Linked DNA regions of Homo sapiens: region 1 is linked to region 2. A link is a loop called in an ENCODE intact Hi-C map of the cell type or tissue named here. Cell type or tissue: pancreas. All regions are shown on one strand. Links, peaks and the distances in the headings refer to the core of each region. The heading gives the core; the rest is flanking DNA.

Region 1 (12,230 bases), core at 1,975-9,974, 150 kb before region 2:
AGTAGCTGGAACTCCAGATGCATGCCACTATGCGCAGCTAATTTTTTCCCTTTTTGTAGAGACAGGGTCTCCCTATGACACCCAGACTGGTCTCGAACTCTGGGGCTCAAGCAATCTCCTGCCTTGGTCTCCCAAAGTGCTGGGATTACAGACGTGAGCCACTGTGCACAACCAAAATACTTTTTTAAAAGCAAATTTGGAGTAGAATAATACAAGTGCTTTTTTTAAATAAACATGCAAAACTCAAGATCTAGTGATGGATCTAATAACTATCATCATTTTAAGAAATTCCCAGCAAATTTTTTTTTTTTTTTTTTTTTGAGTTGGAGTCTTGCTCTGTTGCCAAGGCTGGAGTGCAGTGGCGTGATCTCGGCTCACTCCTGGGTTCCGCCCAGGCTGGCAAGCTCCGCCTCCTGGGTTCACGCCATTCTCCTGCCTCAGCCTCCCGAGTAGCTGGGACTACAGGCGCCCGCCACCACGCCCAGCTAATTTTTTGTATTTTTAGCAGAGACAGGGTTTCACTGTGTTAGCCAGGATGGTCTCGATCTCCTGACCTCGTGATCCGCCTGCCTTGGCCTACCAAAGTGCTGGGATTACAGGCGTGAGCCATTGCTCCCGGCCAAGAAATTCCCAGCAATTTTTAGGTAATTTGAAAATATGTACTTAGATCTGTTGATGACAAAGTCACAAGTACTGCTAACAGTACTGTGGTTTGTTGCTTGTGTTCATAATGGAAGAAAATACCCATTTTCAGTGAAACGTTAAAGTGAAGTTATAATATGTTTCTCAAAGTTCACCAATCCCTTGAGTTCTATGGAATACATGGACCCCAGAATGAGAACTTCGTTTGGCCTTGAAGGTAATGGCTCACCTCATCTGTCTTAGCAGTCCAATCTGCCACTCAACAATTCCCGTCCTTCCCCCAGATCATCCTTCTCCTTAGCCCCAGCTCTCAGCAGAGGGACAAAAAGTTTGCAGCAGGAGCAAATGGGACCATGTGCACAGGAAAGAGGCTGGGGATCAAAACCCTAAACTCCATGGAACGAGCCTGTGGGGCAGGACCGTGGCCATCTTCCTGCCTAGGGCAGCCCCAGCCATTCTGGGTCACAGGGAGAACAGGGAGCCAGTCAGCATCGGAAAAGCCCCTGGGAGCTTGCTAACCCTCAGACCTCTGGGACCTAGCCCTAAGATTTGGATTCTGCAGGCTCAATGAAGGGCCCAAGAGTCTCTGTTTTTCTCATATCCCTGGGAGGTCTACAAAGTTAGCTTCAGAGACCACAAGATGAGAAGGCCCCTGAGGTTTATCTGGGGTCCAGGGCTCCAAGCAAGCTGAAAATTATGGCCCCCAAATCTGGGGGACATCCAAGTCATCAGCTAATGGCCCAACTGCCAGTCAAACCCACATGGAACCCTTCCAGGTCATTTCCAGCAGCCAGAGCCCAGGTTCTCTGACATCACCCCATGTGGGCTTTGGCTCTTGGCCTCTGCCCCCTCCTCTTCTAGGCAGCCCAAACTGGATGGTTGATGCCACCGGCCTCCTGCTGGGGCCAGCCAGCCTGTGTCTGGAATGGAGACTTTATTCTCTGGAAACCCTCCTGCCTCCAGAGAGAGCCTGGGGCTGGGGTGTGAGGTGGCCATGGCCTTTTCTGCTTACCCAGAGGTTTGTGGTGGGGAATGGAATGTAGGGAAAGAGATGCTGTGAGCCCTGCTGGAGCCTATGGCTGGGGTGTGTCAGGGACTCTGAGATGTCCACCTCAGCCCTGAAATCATCTTCAAGGAGAGGGGTTTACATGGGGACCAGGAGGACCTTGCAGGACTGGCCTTATCCTCTTGGGCCCACTTCCTAAGGGGGTGCCCCCAGGACCAAGGGTGGGAGAAACAGGCCATCTGTATTAATCCGTTCTCACACTGCTATAAAGAAATACATGAAACTGGGTAACTAAAAGACTCACAGTTAGGCATGGCTAGGGAGGCCTCAGGCAACTTACAATCATGGCGGAAGGCACCTCTTCACTGGGTGGCAGGAGAGAGAGGCGAGTGTGAGCACAGGAAAAACTACCATTTATAAAACCATTAGATCCCGTGAGAATTCACTCACTATCATGAGAACAACATGGCGGAAACTGCTCCCATAATCCAATTACTTTCCTCCCTCGACACATGGGGATTACAATTCAAGATGAGATTTGGGTGGGGACACAGCCAAACTATATCACCATCCTCGTGGTTTTCTGGTGCATCCATCCCACCTGGGTCTCAGAGCTGCCTTGGAATTCAAATCCTGGACAGGGAGCTGAGCCAGAAAGTAACTTAGAGGTTACCCCAATTCTACAGCTCAGGAGACTGTCCAGAGGGGAGGGGACTGGCCAAGAGGCTCATAGCAAAATCAGAGCTGAATGGTGTAGCCAAGGCTTCCAACCTAGGTACTCCTGGCCACACACCAGGCAACCTCCAAATGCAGCCCAAGCCAAGCCCAGCCCCAGGGAAAGGTGACTCTGGACTCGCTGCTGTTGAACCTTCTCTACCAGATTATAAACCCTTTGGTGATCGGGACTGTTTCTCCCACTTCCTCTGAGTCCCTTCAGAGAATACAGGGGGTACTAGATGGTGCCCCCCAATAAGGATTCAGTCATTATAATAATGTTGTCAGTGTCATAACTGCTCCTGCTTCACGTGTGCCAGGAACCATACTAAGCACTTTCCAACATCACCTGAAAAGTGGGTGAATTATTCCTGAGTTACCCAGGGGTAAACTGAGGCTCAGAGAAGGTGAGTAAGCTTCCCACGTGGCCCAGTCGGTGAGAGAAGAACAGGGTCTCAGATGCCAGAAGGCACATGGCTGCTAAAGTCCCGGGCACCTGCCGGCTGATGGGCACTCACAAGGCAGAAGCAAGTGGTGAAGAGGAGGAGTTGGCAGCCCCGAGTCCTGGGTTAGAGTCAAGACCCTGAAAACTCGGGCAAAGCCTGCCCTCTCTCTGACTCAGTTTCTGCCGCTTCTCACAGCCAAGCCTCAGAGTGGGGCAGGAGCTGCCTCACCTCCTCCCTTCCCACATTGCATCCCCACCAGGGCCTGGAGCTCTGAAAAAGACCCTTTGAAAGACAATAATCCATCCCAAAATATGCAGGGCTGTTGCTGGGACAACCTGGCCCACCACACTGCCCAGATTTAAATATTTAATGGCTTCACGGGTATTAAGGGGGCCTGGGAACTAGGAGGGAAAGGGCACAGTTCTGAGCCAGGGGAGCGCTGGGTACTCCTGCCAGCACAGCCTCATTCCCAGCCCTACCCCAGCAGAAAAGGGTGCAGGGAGCTTCCGGCTTTCCTTGGTGCATTTAGTGTCAGACAGGATAAAGCAGGTGGTATTTGGAACCCAGGGAGAGGGTGAGACACAGAATTCCACACTGGGGCTATGCAAGGGTCAGGAGAGGGGAAAGGCGGGCCCCAGGGAGAGTTTCCCTTTTGCAGGTGAACACAGGAAACTTACTTTTACCTCCTAAATGCCTACTGTGCAGTGGACACTGTGCTAAGTTCTTACATTATCTCCTTTGAACCCCACTATAGTCTATGAGTCAGGCATATTATTATTCCCAGTTGACAGCTGAGAACACTGGGGTCAGAGAGATGAAGTGACTCCCCCAAGGCTATACCACTGCTGAGGAGCTCCAAAGCCAGTGCTCTTTGAGTACAGTCAGCATGTATGAAGCACTTTCTACAGGCCAGGCACTGGGTTAAGGACGTTGCATGTTCTAATTCACTTGGCCCTTGCAATGTCCCTATCAAGTAGGCATTGCCACCCCCATCTTACAGATGTGGAAATTGAGGCCCTGAGAGGGGAAGTAGGAGCCAAGATCAGAGGTTGGGGCATGGGGCAGGGGCCCTGGATTCAGGCCTCAGCAGTCGATTCCAGAGCTGAGGCTCTTCATCTAGCTCTTATTAGCCGAAATTTAGAAAGTCAGATAATAAAAAATAAAAATCAAATCTAAAATCCTTTTTCACTCTGGTACTTTGTCCAAGTCCTCCCCAGTTGGTTAGGACAGCAAGAGTAAATTCTTCCAACAACTCCATAATGAAGATGAGTCAGCTGGAGTTCTGGCTCCAGCCTCTTGCTCTACACACAGAGACACGTGCAAACAAACCCACACAGACAATATATACCCAGGCACACAGACAAGCTGTGGATGCAGATCACACACACACACTTATGTGCACATATTGATATGGCCACTGATCACTTTCCTGCGTGAATGAACTAACTATAGTGTCATGAAAAAGACATTCAAAGTCATTTGGCCAATGCCTCTGTGAATATCAAGACTGTTTCTCAACAGCCAAACTGACCTTATTCTTACAGATCTTTAGGAAGGAAGGCAACCCCCACAACCTTATTCCCACGTCTCCTCCTTAAGTGGGGAAGTCCTTCCTGGCATCTAACCCAGATTCCTTCCTCCTTTACATGAATCACAAAACATCTCTTTGCATTGATTCTCTGCTTCACAGCCCCGAAAGCCCTCCGTGTTTATGTTCTTGCTTGATCCCCACAACCGTCCAGCAAAGCCAGCACAGCAGAGATGATTCTATTTCCCCAGGAGTGGTGCCCAGAGAAGTTAAGCAGTTTGCCTGAGATGACACAGCCGTGTTGGAGCCGTGCTTGCTTGGGATGAACTAAGTGGCGCGCATTTGATTTTACTGCTGATTTCACAGCTCCTTCAGCTACCCCAAGCTGCCATCAATGTCCCATCAATTTCACTTTGTCTGCTCCTCTCTGCAATGAGCTTTCTCAGCTCTCAGCCTGTGTTCAGTAAAGAGACGTTGCTGGTCTTGTGTCACGTCTCCTCCTGCCTGAATAATGCTCGTGTGCAGCATGAAGGAGAGGTCTCTCAGAACTCAAGGGCCTGAAGCTCCCAGAAGCTTCCAGATCCAGAGGCAACAGGTGTCTTCCGGTCCCAGGGAGGGCAAGTTTCCTGAACCTCGAAGGCAGGCAGACAGTGGAGGCCTCCCTTCCTTCTCACAGCATCCTCCAGCTCCAAGGCAGGCTTCCCCCAACCCCCAGGGCCCAGGAACTGTCATCAGAGCAGAAATCAAGCCCAGTCCCAGGCCTCACCCCACAGGGCATCTGCCCCATTGATATTTGCTTGGTAATAAATACTGGAGACAGAGGGTCTTCTCAGGGCAACTGCAATTGATTCTAGTCACCTGGCCCGAATTAGGGGCGGCCACAACCCCTTCCCATAAGAGGAATGACTACAGGTACTCAGAGCTCAAATTATGGAGGGTGAACAACCGGAAGACAGAGAGACCGTGACAGAAGCACCCTGCGTGGCTGAGAAAAGCCTGCGAGGAAATGAATCAAAGAGAGAACCTGGGGCTTGGGCCTCAGTAGATGGACAGGAGGGAGTCAGAGAGTCCTGTTTTCTTTCCTCCCCATAAAAAACATCCCAGCTGCTCCTTGGAGTCATAAAGAAAGATGTGCTTCAGGGGTTGGGGGAGGGAGAGGGCTGGGCTTGGAAAGAGACAGGCAGGGGGCTGAAACAAAGGGAAGCTGAGAAATGCCTCATCCTTCCACAGAGGACCGGTCACCAGCTCCACCAACCCGTCAGGCTCTCCAGGCCCGGAAGGACGCTGGCAATCCCACCAGGAAGCCCAGGGATAAGCAAGGAGTCACCCTTTCAGAGCACCAGGACAATATTTCTACTTTTCTTTGGGGGAAAAAAAAATAATAGTAACAATCATCATTATCTTCTCCAGGTCTTAGTTCCTCCATCTGTGGAATGGGGACAGAAATCCCCACCTGGCTCACCTCATGGGAGCTGGGCAGGATGGAAGGTAATAAATACCGGAGAAGGGCTTAGGGAAGGGACATCGATGTGATGGGGACAAGAGAGGATGTGCCAAACACTGGTCTAGAGCGGTGTTGGTAACTTTTTCCATAAGGGGCCATATAATACCTATTTTAGGATTTGGCGCCATATTGTATCCATCACAGCTACCCAGATCTCCTTTGGGTTGAGAAAACAGCCATAGAGAGCACGTGGACAACTGGGCATGACTCTGGGACAACCCCACTTTAGTTACAAATTAACACTGGGCAGGATCTGGCCCACAGGTTATAGTTTGTGGAACCCTGACTTTAAGAACTATTGAGGGAGTGACTTTGGGCTAATGCAGAGGACTCTCAGTGAATGTTTTTCCCTCTGTTGTGTGGGGACAGAGAATGGAGAGAGAACAGAACTGCCTATCCAGAAAGCTGGGTTCAAGCCCCATGTGGCTGTGCAGCTTCTGGCAAGTCTCTGCACCTCTCTGAGCCTCAGCAGCCTCATCTGGAGCATAGGAATAAAGATGGCACCCACCTCCCAGTGTCATCATGAGGGTCAAATGAGGCCCTCATGGGTCACAGGCAATGCCCTTAGCAATGAGAAACACTGGGCAAGTGGTGGCTGACTTAAACCTCTGCAGGGAGAGCTCTGGCCGTGACTCCTGGGAGCCGGTGAGGTTTAGCCAAAGCCCCGAGTGGGGAATGTGAGGGGCTGAACCGCACAGGGGGGATCTTTCCAACAGAAGAGGCTAAAGGAACTGGAGGAAGTCGAGCTGATCGCCCATCGAGGCCAGGGGCCTGACGCTGCTGCCCTGTTTGAAAACAGCAAGCCCCTCTACCCCCACCCCTGTACCACATGGGAACAGAGCTTTGCTGCATAAGGGTTGCCAGAGGACCAGGCAATGAAGGCACATGGAACGGTTGTGCTGAGATCTGTTTGGGCAGCTTCGGTCCGCCTGCCTGCTGTGGACCTTGGCCCCGTCTCTGGGGCCATAATGGATGACAAATGACCCATCCAGAGCATATGATAAGCCAAAGGTGTGCACTTTGATTAGCCTGCTGTGCCTGGGAAGGTCTCTTCCCTGCTCTGCTGAGGCCCAATAGCAATTAGAAGGGGCAGGGAGGCTGGAGGCAGTGTGGGCAGACCTGGGGCAGAGAGGAGGCTGGGCCCCTGGCACAGATGAGCCAGTCGTCTCCTGTGCATCCCTGGGGAAGAGACGGTATGGCAGTAATGGTGATGATGGCAATAAGAGTTAATACAGAGTGCTTGCTAAGTGCCAGAAACGGTTGTAAATACCTTGCATCTGTTAACTCATTTAATTTTCACAACAACCTACAAAGTAGGTACAATTATTATGCCTATTTTACAAATGAGGAACCAAGGCACAGAGATGTGAAGTCACTGGTCCTGAGTCACACAGTGATTAAGCTGGCATCCGAACCTAGGCAGTCTCTCCAGCATCCGGGCTCAGAGGTGTCCAAGTCCCAAAGCTGGTAGGGCAAAGCGTGGAGCAGAATCAGAAACCCCAGTAGAAAGAGCGTTGTAGTGGGAGTCAGAGGACCCAGGGTCTGGCCCTTGCTCTGCCACTAACCAGACTCTGATGTTGAGCAAGTTACTTGCCTGCCTTGGGCTTCTCTGGGAACACATCATGCAGAGTGGCTGAGGGACCCAGAGTGGCCTGGGTGGAGTTGTCTCTGCCACTTACTACCTGTGTGGCCTTGGCCTTTCTGAGCCTCAGCACACCCTGTAACCTCACAGGTCATTGTGAATGTTGAGTGAGACCACACCGCATGAAACACGGAAAAGAAGCACGCGCTGTTATGACTCATTTGGAAGCCACACCTTTTGCTATCTACCGAGGGCCACTGTGCCATGGTTTCACGGTTCCCAGTGCCAATGTTGCAGAAACATCTAGGTGCCACTAGCTCCATTTCTGGGAGGAAAGGATTCAGGTATTGTCCTTTTGGAAATGGAAATGGTGGTCTGAATATTTGATGAGCCAGCCTCGTCATTTAAAAATGTACATATAGCCCAATCCGTGGCTTGCAGAGCTAAGAAACGTCACTAAAATGGAAGGATCCAGGTTTTAATGAAACAGAACTCTTGGGAGCAGAGGGAAGGTGGGTCTCATCCTGTAAAAGCACTAGATTTCAGGGGCTGTTGTTCCTGCCTCATGGTGCCCAGTGCCTGAGCTTGGCAGGGGAGGTCGCAGGTACAGTCGGGCACACTCATGCTGCCCTGCTAAACACAGACAGCAATGGTGCCTCCACCCAGGAAAGTGCCCTCTGTGTGTCTGAAGTAGGGGTGCTGAAAGCAGGACTCCGACGGGGCTTCAAGCCAGGCTCAAATCAGGCAAACTGGTACCTTTTCTGCAGTTCTTGAGGATGTAAGAACAAAAGGCAGCGCCCTTGGGTCTGGGGGTCTGGGGGTCTGGGTTTAAGTTCAGGCTTCACGGCCAGCCAGCTAGCTTGGTGTCTCGGCCACACCCCACTCTCTGGCCTTGAGTCCCATGTGCCAGGCTGTCCCTCCGTCTCTCTCCATCTCAGAGTCTTGTCTCTCTGTCTCTGCTCTCTCTTCCCTCTTGGAACACACACATACATGCACGCACATGCTCTCTCTCTGTGTGTGTGTGTGTGTGTGTGTGTGTGTGTGTGTGTGTGTCTCTCTCTCTGACCATTTCCTGGTGAGGTGGAACGCTACCTGCTAACATCAGCGGCAACACATCCTCTTAAAGCACACCGCACCCGGGAGCCTGGGCATAAATCCCCTAGCCCTGCCCTGGGACTATGACCCCCAGAGGGAGGTGGCTGCCTTTAATTTAGAGGCTCTGCATGTGTGAACCACTGTACAAAGCCCTGCTTGCCCGAGGTAGCCTCAGGACTGTGGAGACCCGCTGGGAGCAGGGGCCTCAGGGAGCCTCCTCAATGGGAAAAGGAAGAACGGGTAGGTGTTTCATTTCCCCCCAGCTGCCCCTTAATTAAGGAAGAGGAAGTTCCAAGGGGCAGGGACAGGGTTTCCCAGGGACCACATGGATGCTGCGCTTCTAGGGGAATGGGAGGCGGCTTTAGGATGAGGCTGTCCAGGGTCTGATCTGACCCTATCCCTGGGTGCTGTGTGACCTTGGGCAAGTCACTTCACATCTGAGCCCTGGTTTGGTGACTCCAGGACCACCAGGGACCCTAACCACTTGGACAGAGCTGGGTCAGAGAGAGCCTAAGAAGATGGGCCACACTGTGGGAGTTGGGAAGATGATTCTGAATTTAGCCGGAAGTCATTCTTTCACCAGTGACCCCTTCCAAGGTATAATTCCAACAGCAAATGTTATTAGAGAAGAGATTCTATGGGAAACAGGTCCTTTATAGAAGGCATCATATCAGGTTTGCCAAGGTAAATGTTCTGAGAAGAGACAAACCTAAAGTAGAACCTGGATCCTATTTCCTGGGTGCCTGCAACTGGAGACAATGAGGACAGGGTCAAGAACGGTTGGCCCTGGTCTGAATTCACCAACCACCTCCTACCTGTGTGCCCTTGGGCAGGCAGTGCCTCCCCTGCCAGTTGGAAAGGATAAAGCAGGTGGAGCGTGTCTGAACAGTGCCTGGCATACAGCGGGCACTTGCATTGCTGGGCTACAGGTGGCGGAGATGTATTTTCCCATACAGTTCATTGCAGCCTTCCAACAACCTTTTGAGGGACTGATATCCTCAGTTCACAAATAGAAAACTAGGATGAAGACCCTTTTTAGGTCATGTTTCCCTCGGAAATAGGGATGTTGGAGTTCTTTGCTCAACTTCTTGAGTGATGCTCAAAGAAATCCTTCCTTCCCATGACCTGTTCTCGTCATGATATTACAGCTGCCCAGCTGCTCCTGGAGGGAACTGGTGTTCAGGGGCGGCGGCTGAGGTTCGAGGGGTCTGGGGTCTGGGAAGGAGCTCCTCCATCAGCTGTGGAACTGGCTCACCAGGACAGGACTGGCTGGGGACCTAGTTCCAGGAAAACAACCAATAACAAGAGGAGTTTGCACTTCTACAGATCTGCGAGTGCCAGACATGGTTATCCATTCCTGTAGCCCTGGGTGGTCATGCTATTATTGCCCCCATTTCTCAGCAGTGAAGACTGAGGCTCAGAGAGGTTAAGTTACTTGTTCAAGGTCACACACTAGAAAGTGGCAGAGCTGAGATTTGAACACAGGCAGTCAGGCTGCAGAGTCTGGGCTTATAACAACTGCCCAACATTACTGTTCTCCCAGGCAGGACAGCAGGAGTCCCACGCCTGCTACAGGAGGACGGACAGCCAGTCCCTCCAGCCTGCAGGCCAGGCCCTTTGCCCAGCAGCCCTCTGGAGCCACAAGGTGTCATGTTGCCCACCCCTGCAGTCTGCTGTCCTGCCCAGCATTGAGCGGTGCTGCCCTGGCAGGTGGGCTCTCACGGAGGAATCAGTCACTTTCCCATCATACACAATGTCAGGGCTGGAGGCGGCTCAGAGGTCCTTGAGTCCAACCACTTCATTATACAGAGGTCCTTGAGTCCAACCACTTCATGCACAGATGATCGCTCTGAGGACCTGGCCCTGGCCACATAACATGTTCTGAAGGTCTTTGGCAATATTACACGGTGGCTTGGTCTTAAGATTCATCTCTCAGTGGCCTACTTCTCAGCTGAGCTGTGATCAGGTGGTGTGGTTCAGAGGGGACTATCAGACCAGGCCTCCGTACCCAAGGGCTCACACTGGGTGAATATGCCCCATGTGCCAGGAGACCTTCTGTGTGCTTCACCCGCACTCTCATTTACTGCTAATAACATCACTATCATCCTCATTTTACAGATGAGGAGAGGGAGTCCCAGGGAGGTGACACCCCTTCACCAGGGTTATGCAGCTTGGGAGAGGCTAACAGAGCACGAGGGTCTCTCTATCCACAAGCACAGAACTGGCACAGCTTCCAGCCCTGCGTATGGGACCTGGCACCAAGGCTGCCTGGCTGTCCCAGTCTCCAGCATTCCTGCCGTACATCTTGGAGTTCATTGGCGGGGCTACAGCTTGGAAAACCTCACTCAGCGGCCATCCTGGCGCTCTTCTGGCACAGGCACTGTCATGGGTGCCTTTTGGGTTGGTCTTTGACTGTGCAGTTTGTCCAAGATGTGGTAATGGAGGCCCAGGATGGATGACAGGCCAGGATTCCAGAAAGGCAGGCTACTCCTTCCTCCACCGTCCAGCCTCCCCCCAGCGTCGCCTCCTTGGTGCGGTGAGGCTCAGCTGTCTGGGCTGAAACAGCTACTGTCCAGTTGGAGGAGAGAGAGCTGGGAGAGGAGCCATCTCTTGCCTACAGTGGAGGTCCCTGCATGGCAGCTGGCACTCATCCCTTGACCAAAGACAACTTGCCTTGAGTTTCCAGAGGACAACGGGACACGCTTCTTCGTCCGCTTTGCCATCTGGCCTCCAGACACTTATCCTGGGAGGCCACAGACATCCAGCTCTGGCTGAAGGAGTCCTCTACCCCCATGCTGTCATTTACTTACCCCTGCCACAAACTCACAACAGCTTACAAGGCCCTCAGTGACCTGGCCCTGCCTTGTTGGGCTTACCTCCGACCACCCTCCTCACCCTGTTCCAGCCAGCTCCAGCTGCTCTGGCCTTTTCCACCATGGCAAGCACATTCCCGCCTCAGGACCTTGGCACCTGCCGATCCTACTGCCTGGGACTCTCTTCCCCCAGATATTCCACATGGCTCATTTATTCGACTTATTCAGGTCTCTGCTCGAAGACAGAGACCTTCCCTAAGCCCCTCTCACACAAAACCCCACGCGCTCCATCACTGTCTGTCCCCTCTTTGTGGACAGGATCTCCAGCAATGTTTTCTTTCTGTTATTCATCTTCTCTCCCCTTCTCTTGAATGTAAGAGGGCAGGGGATTTCGTTCATGGCTGAATCACAGCACCCAGTATACTGAGTGCTCAATGGATGTTTAGGGAAAGAAGAAGGAGGAAGGAAGGGAGGGAGAGAGGGAGGGAGGGATAAATCTCCGTGTGGGCTTCTTTCACACATTTCTGATTTAACCCTTGCTAAAACTCTGCTGAAACGTGCAGCACCAGCTACATCATTTCTGGGGAGCAACTATATCATTTGCGGGGCTCAGTAAAAACAAGGGGGTCCCTTGTTCAAAAGTTATTAAGAATTTCAAGATGGCAAGGGCAGAGCATCGAACCAACTGTGGGGCCCTTTGAAGTTCAGGGCTCTGTGGGATTACGCAGGTCGCGTGGCTGTGAAGCCAGCCCTGGGGAGGTGCTATTAGCATTTCCATCGTGCTGCTGAGGGATGGGAGGCTCAGAGAGGTATAGGGGTTGCCCAACATCACACACAATGGGGAAGCTCTCCCTTCTCAGTTCCCGCAGAGGCAATGGAAGACAACATGTTACCACCACA
Region 2 (12,230 bases), core at 2,837-10,836:
TCTTGCTCTCTTTGCATTAGCGGTACCAAGCCTGAGTCAGCACGCTGGGGGCAGGGGCTCCTCCAAGCGAGAACAGGGGAGCAGAAACACTCTGTGTCCTCAACTGGCCTCTGAGAGAGGGACAGAGCAGGCCCGAGACAAGGAAGAAGCTTGAGACACGAGAAGTGAACAAGAGGAGTCTGAGTCAGGGACCTGGGAGAGCTCCTATGGCGGGTATGGCCGAGCAGGTTCTAAGACAGACCAGTCCACTGTGCACTGCTGGGCTGGATGACTATGCCACTACCTTCTGGATGGATGACCCTCAGCTTCAAACCTTCGGCAAAAGTCTAGTGCACACAATGCAAGGGAGGGAGGAAGGAAGGGAGGGAAGGAACGAAGAAAAGAAAAAATGGGGGAGGGAAAGAGGTAAGGAAGGAAGGAGGGAGGGAGGAAAGGAAGGAAGAAAGGAAGAAAGGAAAAAAGGGAGGGAGGGAGGGAGGGAAGAAAGAAGGAAGGGAAAAAGGGAAGGGAAGGGGAGGGGAGGGGTGAGGCAGGCTACAAGAAGCAACACCAAGGACCCTTTCTGCATTCCACATACCTCCCAGGCAAAAATTTCCATACAACGGAAAAGGCCAGGTCTTGCTATGCTTCAGACAAATATTTCCACTTTCTCATACCCCCTCCACCTGCTGGGTGATCTACCCGATTCCATAGCTGCAGCAGGTTTCCATTCTGTAAAATGGAGATAAAAATCCCACTCCGGTTGGATTGCTGGGCATTGAATGAGCTACAACGTATATGGGTCTGGTGTGTATATGGAAAAACTCTGCTGTTTCTGGAGAGGCAAAGGAAAAAAAGGGAAGGGAGTGGGGAGAGAGCAGAGAGAGGAGAGGAAGGAGAAGGGTGCAGAGGGGAGGGGAGGGGCCAACCTGGCAGGTCGTTCCCATGCCCAGCACCAGGCTAGGCACTTGATCTTGTTTTTGCTGTCCCTTTTTTCTAGATGAGGAAACTAACGTTCAGAGGGAATAAATAACTTGCCAAAGGTCATGTGGCTGGTAGGGACCGACCCAGGATTTGAACCCAGATCCATGGGACTCCAAAACTAGAATTCACCTCTCTTGCTCACAGCACCCATTCAAATGCCAGGAGGACTCTACAGCTGCCTTCAGAACTTCCTTCTAGCAGCACGTTTCATGTTAATCCCGTATGTCTCACCAGCAGACACGCACGAACTCACACACACAACTTTAGCTACATTATCATCATCATTATTTTTTTTTCCAAAAATATTCTATCAGTAAGGTCATTTTTCTTTACACACACACACACACACACACACACACATACATGTCTGAGACAGGTTTGAATAGACCTTTGTGAGTGGCTAGACTACGAAGAAACAAAAATTGCCCATTATTTAAATTCGATTACATAGCAACCACATTTTTAAAAGAATATTTTTATTTGAGCTCATTGTGCAGCCAATCTTCAGACACTTTTCTTTCATTAAACTGCTTTGAGAAGGAAAAATTATCAAATGAAAGGGAGGAAATGTTATGCATATCATCCCAGCTCTTGAAAAGAATGCCACGGATTGTCCTCTTTGGCTCTTAATTTATTTAAACAACATCCCCATTTCCATCAACAACCACGCCTCGGCTTCCTGAGAGCTTTTCTCCAGGGGACACAAGGCTCCGAGGTCATGTTCCCCGTTCAAGACTCTCAGGGGAGACCCAGAGGCTCTGGAGTTAAAAGGAGAACAAGCAGCCCCACTCCCGTGATGCGGATGGGATATCAGAAATCCACAGGGATGGCAAAACCTCGTCTCTACTAAAAATACAAAAAAATTAGCTGGGTGTGGTGGTGCACGTTTATAGTCCCAGCTACTTGGGACAGGAGAATCGCTTGAACCTGGAAGGCAGAAGTTGCAGTGAGCCAAGATCTCAACCCTGCCCTCCAGCCTAGGTGACAGAGAGAGACTCCATCTCAAAACAGAAGTCCAGAGGGAACATGAGAGTTTGTTAGAACCAAACCAAGACTGGACTTAAAGATCAGGCTTTCCGGACTCGCAGTCCAGTGCTCCCTCCATCACTCCATTTGAGGAACAATGGAAGACAGAAATTCACAGGCTAGGATGGGGTTGTGGGGGCAGCTCCCCCAATTCTTTGCTAATTCTCTGCATTTCCAGGTGTCCCTGTCTTGCTGAGGGCCCACAGCCTCTGAGCTCGGCCACTACGTCCCCATCAGCTTCTAGGTGCAGAGTCCCCCAGGGAAATCTCCCACCTGTGGCCCAGTCCCAGCCCCTCAGCAGCACCAGGTGCCCCATGCCCCTGGCTGGCCCTGCCCTCTCACAGGACACACAGGTGGCAGCTGTTCCCCTTGGTTGTACAGCCTGCTTTCCCAGCAAGAAGGCTCTGGAAAGGAAAATAAAACAACAAAAAGCCCTTTGATCTGCCAACCGACACCCTTATCACACAATGGAGGAAGGTAGAGATGCCCTCTGTCCTGACCCACGGGTCTCCCGGTCACACATCCTCCCCAAAGGGTCCCAAGGGCTCTTTCCCAAACCCTACCTAGCCCAGGCCCCTGCACCCCACAAGATGAAAAGGAAAAGATGACATTTGCGGGGACAAAGCAGAGATAGGCAAGGGGCGGGCAGAGATCGGAGAGGGCCAGGCAACCATGACAAAGAGAATAAGCCACTGACCCGGTAGCCACCCTACCATAGGTGTCTCTGCAGATTGTCCATTTGGTGGGACATCAGGAAAGGGGCATGCATGAAACAAGCAGCTCATTCCACTAGTCGGGAATGACTGCATCACGGCTGGCCATGCAGTGGCACGCCAGGCACCCATCCCAAAAGGACATGCCTCTCCCATGTCCCATGGTCCACCCAGGAGAACCTCCATGGCTTCGGTGAATAGCTGTTCCCTCCGGTTCCTCCAACCTCAAGCACCAGCTTCAAACTCTTGGCCTGAAGGCAGGCTGGAAAAACCCATAGGAGCAGCCCAGGGCTGTCTCTGGGCCCAGAGACTGGTGTAAGATTGAGAGTGACCTTCCATTGAATATGCTTTTGTTTTATTTCCATATTCTCTTGCTATGTTACTCTTTATTTTTTCCTAAGTCTTTCACCAGGAAGACATGATTACTTTCTTTTCTTTTTGAGACGGAGTCTCGCCTGGCTCTGTGGCCCAGGCTGGAATGCATTGGCGTAATTTCAGCTCACTACAACCTCTGCCTCCCGGGTTCAAGTGATTCTCCTGCCTCAGCCTCCTGAGTAGCTGGGATTACAGGCACCCGCCACCACACTCGGCTAATTTTTTCTATTTTTAGTAGAGACAGGGTTTCACAGTGTTAACCAGCATGGTCTCGAGCTCCTAACCTCAAGTGATCTGCCCGCCTCAGCCTCCCAAAGTGCTGGGATTAACAGGCATGAGCCACCGCACCCAGCCAGACGTGATTATTTTCAAAGAGCAGTTAACTCCTGGAAAATCCAAAAAAAAGATACGGAGGGAGGGAAACCCTGGAATCAAGAAACTCCCCTCACTTCCTGGGATGTTTGACTACCTTCCCACCCTGTTGCAGCCTCCACCTCCCTCACAGCCTAGGTGCAGAAGTAAAGGTCCCCATCCCCTAGTAGTTTTGGCAGCTGCCACCAAACGAGGGATTCAAGGCTGGACGGGAGCAAAGGGCCAGGAGAGAAGTCACCAAGACCCCTGGATCCTGATTTCCTCCCAACCCTGCTGTTAAGAAACAAACCAGCTCCAAAAAGGGAAGACTGTGAGGATCTGCAGAGGAGAAGAGCCAGGAAACAGACCATCTGGCGGTGGAGTGCAGGCTCCAGGTTCGGACTACCTGGGTTTTACACTCCTATACTTGTTCAGCAGCTATGTGACCTTGGGCAAGTAACTTAACCTCTCTGTGCCCTGGTTTTCTCAACCATAAAATGGGGATAGAGTACTGAATTAGAAGATGTTACCGGCTAAATTGTGCTTCCTGCACACTCATATTTAAGCCCTAACCCCTAGCACTTTGGAATGTGAATGTTTTGGCAATTAAGTTATAATGAGGCCTTAAAGGGTCCTAATCCAATCTGACTGGTATTCTTAGAAGAGGAGCTCTGGACACATGGGAGACACCAGGGAAAGGCTGTGCGAGGACACGGTGAGAAAGTGGCCATCCGCAAGCCAAGGAGAGAGACGTCAGAAGAAACCAAACCTGCCAACACCATGGTCATGGACTTCCAGCCTCTAAAACTGGAGAAACAAATATTACATGAATTAATTTATGTAATCCTCACAACTCATAAGTTATGTGTTATATTTAGTCCCATTTTATGATGGGAAAATGAGGCACAGAGAGGTTGAGGAGCTTGTCCAAGGCTGCAGAGCAGGTACGTGATAAAGCTGGGGCTCCAGCCGGGGGGGCTCCAGCCAGGTGGGCTCCAGCGTTCCCACTGTAAAAAACTCTTCTATTGGTGGATGAGATCTGATTTGTGAGGGCCTGGCACCCTGCAAGTAATCAACACATATTAGCTGTGATCATCCACAAGCCAAAGAACACGGAGGATTACCAGTAACCACCAGAACAACCTAAAAAAGACTGGCTTGCAGAGGAGAAAATGGAGAGAAGGCAAGAGAATTTCTCAGGCACCTTCTGAGACCCTACCAGGTGCCTTGGATACAAGGAAGAACAGACAGGCACTGCCCCTGCCTTCCTGGGCTTACACCAAAGTGGAGGAAATAAATGTTAAAAAAAAAAATTACACAGAGAAGTCAACAGTCATCCAAGAGTGACAAAACACCACTAAGGAGAGGACTGTGGAGCCATCTGAGCCTACAGATGGGAAATTTGGCCCATTAGGAAGTCAAGGAGGACTTCCTGGAGGAGGTAATGCAGGGGCTGGGATCCAAAGGATGAGGAGGAGTCAGGTAACTAAAGAGGGAGGAAAAAGCAGTCCAGGGGAGGAAGATCACAAAGATTCATTCATGAAGGTAGGGGCGAGAGAAGAAAACAAGCGGCAGATGGGCTGCAGAAGAGGTAGTGAGGCTTGCGTGGGGAGGGGGCAGAGGTCACATGAAAGCCTTTTGAACACAACAGAGAATCCATCGAAGGGTTTTAAGCAAGGCGGCTAACATGACCACATTACACAACAGATGTTTTCCTAACTAAGTGTGTAAGCTGAACTTCTGTATTTCTTTTTAAGGCAGAAGGAAGCAGTGGGAACTTTAGAGTTAACTTGCCTATAAATTGAATGCAGACTTTCAAATCCAGCTGGCATTTTCATAGATCGGGCTCCCTAAAATGAGGTACGCCTATTGATTTATCACACTGGAGAAGGGTGGGCCTCTCTGGTGTGCTGGAGACGTCAGGGAGTGCCTCTGGTGGCTGCGTCATGGGAGAAACCCCACATTCTGAAAGTGATCTTCCCACTCAGCCACCACGACCTGCTTCCTGCGGTGACCACAATCTTCCCAGACCCCCTTCTCAGCTTCTCCTCATCCTCCAACCCAGCTTGTCCTTTGGGTCCATGAGGTGGCCTTTCTGTCCTGGATGCCCTGAGCATTTTCATGGCATTCTACGGCTCCCTTTGGGCTTTGGTGCTATGGCCTCCCCATGCCCCCACATAAGAGGGGCTTAGGGGCAGAGGCCTTGGTACATAGCAAGGAGGGATGGAATCCCAAAGAAGCTATAGCTAAGAATCTACCCATTCAATCATCCATTTCCTCATTCATTCAGCATGTGAGCATCTGTTCAACCCCAGGCACTGAGCTCCACGCTGCAGGCTCCATGGAAAACCAAACAGAAACATCTCCGCCCTCACTCTATGGAGGAAAACAGATGACAAATAAAATATTTAAAGTAATCCTAACATTCACTGAATACTTTTCATGTACCACATTCCATCCCAAGAGATACATTTATGCATTTTAATCAAACCCTGTGAGTTAAAATGGAGTCAGAGAGAATTTAAGTGATTTGTCAAAGATCAAACAAAGGTCATAGTGTGAAGCTGAACTGGCATTTGAACCCAGGCGCTGTGTTCAGAATGTGTCCTAACCCTCCACAGCAGGTTGCCTCCCCTGCTTCCTTGCACCCAGATGAGGCTGCATATCAGAGTCCTCCAGCCTCCACAGCTAAATCCCTAGACCCTTCAGGGCCCGGAGGGAAGGGCTCTGGAGCTGAGAGTCATCTACTGAGCCTCCCAGGGACCCCCCCTATTCAGATGCCCAGACACCCTCCTGGGGAGAGAAGCCCAAATTGCAAAAGTCACCATGACTTCTGATGCTAAAATGGAACCCAAGAAAAACATCAAGCAAGAAAAATCCATCTCAACTGATATTCTCAACTTGCGAGGAGACGGAGCTGGCAGGCAACTCCAGAAAGGCGAGTTGAAAGAATGCAAATGGTGCCTTTCATTCGGTCAACTCAAACAATTATTTCTAGAAAACATTGTAGCTCCAACTGGTTGTAATTTCTATATGCTGATGTTTCCTGGGAGACATCCCATCTAGGGAGCAAAGATGAATAACACGACTGGCAAACACTTAGCTGCGGACAGAGTGTGTTTTGACACAGACATTCACCTCCTTTGATGCTCAGGACTAGGCTATGAGGTAGGTATATAAACCTACTGTAATAGTAAGAGGAATGAAATGTATAGAGAGTAATTTACCAGTCACTTACTAGTTGTATAGGTGTATGAACTTGGGCAAATTACTTAACCTTTTTGCACTGACTTCTTTGACAGTAAATAGAGCAATGATACTACCACCTCTATGGGTTGATCTGTGTACCCCAAAACGATATGTTGACAGCCTAACCCCTAGCTGTCAGGAACTTCGCAGATATAATCAGGTTAAGAGGAGGTCATGGCTGGGCGCTGGTGGCTCACGCCTGTAATCCCAGCACTTTGGGAGGCCGAGGCGGGCAGATCATGAGGTCAGGAGATCGAGACCATCCTGGCTAACACAGTGAAACCCGTCTCTACTAAAAAATACAAAAAAATTAGCCAGGCGTGGTGGTGGGCACCTGTAGTCCCAACTACTCGGGAGGCTGAGGCAGGAGAATGGTATGAACCCAGGAGGCGGAGCTTGCAGTGAGCAGAGATCGCCACTGCGCTCCAGCCTGGGTGACAGAGCGAGACTCCGCCTAAAAAAAAAAAAAAAAGAGGAGGTCATTAGGGTGGACCCTAATCCAACATGACTGGTGTCCCTATAAGAAGAGGAGAGGCAGACACACAGGAAGAATGTCATGTGATGATGGAGGGAGGCATTTACCAGCCAAAGAACACAGAGGGTTGCCAGTAACCACCAGAAGCTAGGAAGAGGCAAAGAGGACCTTTCCCTAGAGCCCTCAGACAGAGCATGTTCCTGCCAACACCTTGTCTGCAGGCTTTTAGCTTCCAGAACTGTGAGAATAAGTTTCTGTTGTTTTAAGCCATCTAGTTTATGGTGCTGTCATGGCTGCCGCAGGAAAGCAATAAGCCGCCTCAAAGGGCTATGGAGCTGCCTCAGAGCTGCTGCCCTGCACCACAGAAGCCGAGGTCTGGATGCAGGAGTGAGTGAGGTGTCTGAGGGCCCCAAGGTGCCACAGTCACAGCCTTCCCTGGCCTCCGTGCCTGAGTCAGCATAAATCCAGCTGCAGGGGAAGGCTACACTCTTCAATGACCCCAGGAACAAGTGTTCACTATGCTCAGGAGAAGAATGCGCATCTCAGAACCCTGTCTTCAGAGACCATCCTCTTCCTAACCACAGGCCCCTCCACTCCCCGTGTCCAGCCTGCCCAGCTTTTCTCCACAGGGACCATGGAGGGCGGTGTTTCTGTTTTGACTGGAGAAATGCCTCATTCCCCAAGGGCTAAGACACCAACCAATGAGCAAGTTCCCTGGGCCTGCCCTGCTGGGGGAGCCCTAAATGTCAGGCAGCAGGTGGCCCAGTGCACTTGGCCCACTAGAGCACGCTGCAATCTGTCCCCCCAGAAGGAGAGGCAGCAACACAGGGTGGGGTGGGGGAGCCTCTCTCAGCAACACCCCCAGCCCTGAACCCACTGTGGGAGTTAGACATGAAAAGATGGGCCTAAATCCAAGACCCAGGGCTCCAAATTCTTGTCCCGTTTCAAATGGAAGCCATATTAGTTCAACACAAGAGTCCAGCCCAAGGTTGCTGGGAAGGGAAGTGGGTACCTCTCCTTCCAACGACCAGGAGTCCAAGCATGTGTGCCCACTTCTAGCATCTCCCCAGGCACTGTTCCCTTGCCAAGGGCAGCTCTTCCTCTTCCTCAAGGGGGAGAGAAGAGGTGCAAACACGACACCTACTATGTGCCAGGCACTTGACTCGCTTTTTAGCTTTCCTATATTCTTGCCATTTTGCAGAGGAGAAAACTGAGACAGGCTAAGAGAGATGAACAAGTGTTAAGTGGAGCAGTCAGGATTTTAACCTAGGTCTGGACATCTTACTATCCACAGAAAAGCAGACCTGGAAAGCCTCCTAGGGCCCCATCTTAGTCCGTGTGTGTTGCTACAAAGGAGTATACAAGGCTGGGTAATTTATAAAGGAAGAGGGTTTTTTTGGCTCATGGTTCTGCAGGTGCCAGCATGGTGCCAGTATGTGCTTCTGGAGAGGGCCTCAGGCTGCTTCCACTCAGGGCAGAAGGTGAAGGGGAGCTGGCATGTGCAGAGATCATGTGGTGAGAGGCAAAGCAAGAGAGAGGGGAGGGAGGAGCCAGGCTCTTTAACAATCAGCTCTCCTGGGAACTGACAGCATGAGAATTCACTTGAGGAAGGGCACCAGGCCACTCATGAGGGATCCGCCCCCATGACCCAAACACCACCCCCACAACCTCCAACAGTGGAGATCAAATTTCAACATGAGATTTGGAGGGTCAAACAAACCAAACTATAGCAGGACCCTCCGCTTCCCTGCCCACTCTCACAAGGACACAATGGGCCAGCATGGGGGTACACAGGTGGATGGGAGCTGCAGGTAGCAGCACCAGGTGCGCCTTGGAAGGGTACCCCGAAGCTTGGCTGCACGGCAATTCCCAAAGCGGCCCAAATGTGGGTCCCAAATTCTTATGGCTCTCCCTATGAATACCTAAGACTCTGGCTTGTCTCACCTCAAGGCCAGACCCTTCTCCGTTAGTTTCCAGATAGTTCCTGCAACCTCCCCTCCTCACCATCCATAAAATGAATACAGATACTCTACCCTATTGAGGAATGCAGGGAGGAGACAGGAGCAGAAGTGGGTTCTGAAAGATCCTGGGAGACATGCTGGAAAAAGTTCTCAGAGCAGTAAATTTCAGTAAGCCAAAGGAAGTCATGGGAGAACTGGGCTGAAGATCCAGGGCCTGGCTTATAGTGCCCTTGCCATGCGTGGACTCACCTCCCTCTGGTATGTTATAGGCACAATATGATCTGCCCAGAAATAATCTCAATAGACACAGTCTGTAATCTACAAAGAGCAATGTACATCGGGGATTATTAGGGAAAGGAAGCTTCTATGTGTTAACAACCAGCAACATACCAGCTCTATACTAGAAGCTTTAAATGCATCATCTCAATTGATCCTTAAAGCACTCTACTAGGGTAAATGTAAATGCAGAGACTTAGTGCTCATCAAATATCCATGTACTTCCTTACATTCTCAGCCTCCCTGGGGGCTGGTTTGGGGCCAGATGACAGTTCTGACCAAGGTGCTGGAGGTGAAGTGATGTGTGTCACCTCCTGGCCAAAGCAGTTGAGTATTAGTGTGGCTTTCCCTTCTCCCTCTTCCCCATCTGCAGTAACTTTGGATGCCACATGCTTTAGAAGGGGCAGTTACAAAGATGGTGGAGTCATCATCTTTGGAGCCTGGGTCCCTGAGTGACCGTGTGGAACAGAGACCCATATTAGACAAGTAATGTGATCAGGAGTTAATCATTTTGTTAAGCCACTGAGATTTTAGAGTCATCTGTGGTTGCTGTTATTCTGATTTTCACAGATAAGGAAGCCAAGGCCACACAGCCAGTAAATTGCAGAATCGGGATTCAAATTTCAGATCTGTGACTCCAATATGCATCCTCTTTCCATTACAACCTTTTGTTGCTTAATAAGATCATTCCCCGCTCTAACCCCTCCATAAGCAGCCATGTCCCAAAAAACTCTTACTCATCACTGTCCCCAAAATGCCTGAGTAATCCATGCAGGACAGAAACGGAATCTCATAAGGTGCCCTGAGCCTGCGAGATTATCAAAGGTGGGGAGGAGGGGGCTTGATTCAGTCTAAGAGATATCATTCCTGGGGCTTTTCGGCTCACAGGAGGTTTTGATACATGAGGAAATATAACACAGTGGTTTAGCACACAGGATAAGAGAATCAGATCAACCGAGGATCAAATCTCAATCCCACCACTTACTCTGAATTCTTCCTGAGCCTTCACTCTCTAATCTACAGAATGGGGGCAGTATCCAAACCATCCTTGTAGGCGGAGACAGGATGAAGTATTGTCAAGCACCTGGCGGGCGGCAGCATTCCCCAAGTGTCTGCCCCATGATAATCATCTCTGGGATATCTCAGAGCAGCAGCCTTGCTGGAACAAGATGAGGCAGAGGCCCAGCCTGGCCTGGCCCCTCCCAAGCCGCTGGAAGAGGCTGCCCCGGCCAGCATGGCCAATAAGGTCCAAAGCTTTAGACCACGGACCGGGCCCAGCCCACGTCCTTGGAGCAGACCATGGGCAGAACACAAAAAGGGATTCAGGGCCAGCCAGACATAAAGCAACACAACAGAAGAACCAGATTATTTATCTTAAAGTCGAAAGTGTCTTCTAGGAAGATGGCTTTTTATTTGGGTGACTCTGGGAGAGGCTGATCAGCTTAAACACATTATCTGCACATATGGTTTTCATACCATGGTGAAGGGTGGGAAACAAAGGGTGGAAGGGAAAGGACAGGCAAATGCTAGCTGATGAAATATCATCCCTCAACTGCCAGGAGCCAGGATATTGTCAGTGACGTCAAATTGGGCTTCTTGCCATGGGGACGGGGCTACCATGAGCCTAGTCACAACATTCAGGAGTCCCTCAATGAGGCAGAGAAAGGAAGAAAAGAACCAAAAAAGCAACTTATTCACCCTTACCTTCTACCCCAAAGACAGATTTTCTCTCTCTCTCTCTCTCTCTCACACACACACACACACACACACACACACACACACACAATCCAGGCCCCAGAAAACTAGAAAGGACCAAAGTTAATCCCTCCCATTTTACAATAATAGTAATAATGATAATCATGACAATGATGATGATAGTGAACACTTATTGAGCACTTACTATATGCCAGGCATTATGCTAAATGTTTTACTAGTTTTATCTCAAAGACTATCCACAACAATCTGATGGGGTATTACTAGTTCCATTTTACAAATCAGGAAATGGAGGCACCAGGGGTTGAATGGTCTAAGGTCACACAATTGATATGAAGTTATGATAAAGCTAACAGGCAAATCCAGGCAGTTTAACCACCACGCACTGCTGCCTCTAAAGAAATAGAGAAACCGAGGCTCAGAGAGAGGCTGTGACTCACACAAGGCCACATCGCTCCATCTGTAACAGTATCAGGGCTGGAACACCAGTCTCCTAATGCCTAGTTCAGCTACCTTTCTGCTCCATCCTGTTGCCTTTTGTACACACTTGCCCACCACCAGTGAACATGTTTTTGCTCATCTCCAAGTTGTTGAATTCACTAATTAAGCCAGCAGTCTTGGGTGCAGACCAGGGGCAAGAGCTGAATCTTAAGACAACAAGTACCCAGATGAAAGACCAGCCCTGCCAGCTGCAAACACAGGCTCACCATCTTACTCTCCCATTCTTTATAAAAAGTGTTTCAAAAGCCAAGTGCAGTGGCTCACGCCTGTAATCTCAGCACTTTGGGAGGCCGAGGCAGGTGAATCACGAGGTCAGGAGTTTGCGACCAGCCTGACCAACATGGTGAAACCCGTCTCTACTAAAAATTCAAAAAAAATTAGCCAGGTGTGGTGGCACACACCTGTAATCCCAGCTACTTGGGAGGCTGAGGCAGGAGAATCGCTTGAACTCGGGAGGCAGAGGTTGCAGTGAGCCAAGATCGCACCACTGCACTCCAGCCTGGGCGACAGAGCAAGACTGTCTCTCAAAAAAAAAAAAAAAAAGTGTTTCATGATCCACCCCCACTCCCTCAGATGGAGCACTAATGCAGGTCCAAGGTGCCAGCCCGGGTGGCAGGAGGAGCCCAA

Evidence for each region. A loop is a pair of places that touch in the nucleus more often than their neighbours do. Peaks named below come from ENCODE experiments on the same cell type or tissue, not always from the same donor. Only the 100,000 strongest peaks of a DNase experiment are listed, where the experiment ranks them.
Region 1: it touches region 2 in a loop (2.2-fold over the local background); 89 of 110 quality-filtered maps call a loop at or near these places.

The regions. Positions count from the first base shown.
Region 1 is chr11:44,878,833-44,891,062 of GRCh38, reverse strand. The region is part of intron 3 of TSPAN18 (tetraspanin 18); the gene reads right to left. Among named protein-coding and RNA genes, the nearest start is that of TP53I11, 66 kb to the left of the region's middle. RefSeq lists enhancers at 4,497-4,997, 4,998-5,498. In pancreas, for the core only: no CTCF peak of the experiment used is centred there; no DNase peak of the experiment used is centred there.
Region 2 is chr11:44,730,541-44,742,770 of GRCh38, reverse strand. The region is part of intron 1 of TSPAN18 (tetraspanin 18); the gene reads right to left. It overlaps TSPAN18-AS1 (TSPAN18 antisense RNA 1), which reads left to right and starts at 6,079. Exons shown (of 3, transcript NR_189298.1): 1 at 6,079-6,366; 2 at 6,482-6,596. RefSeq lists an enhancer at 1-684. In pancreas, for the core only: no CTCF peak of the experiment used is centred there; no DNase peak of the experiment used is centred there.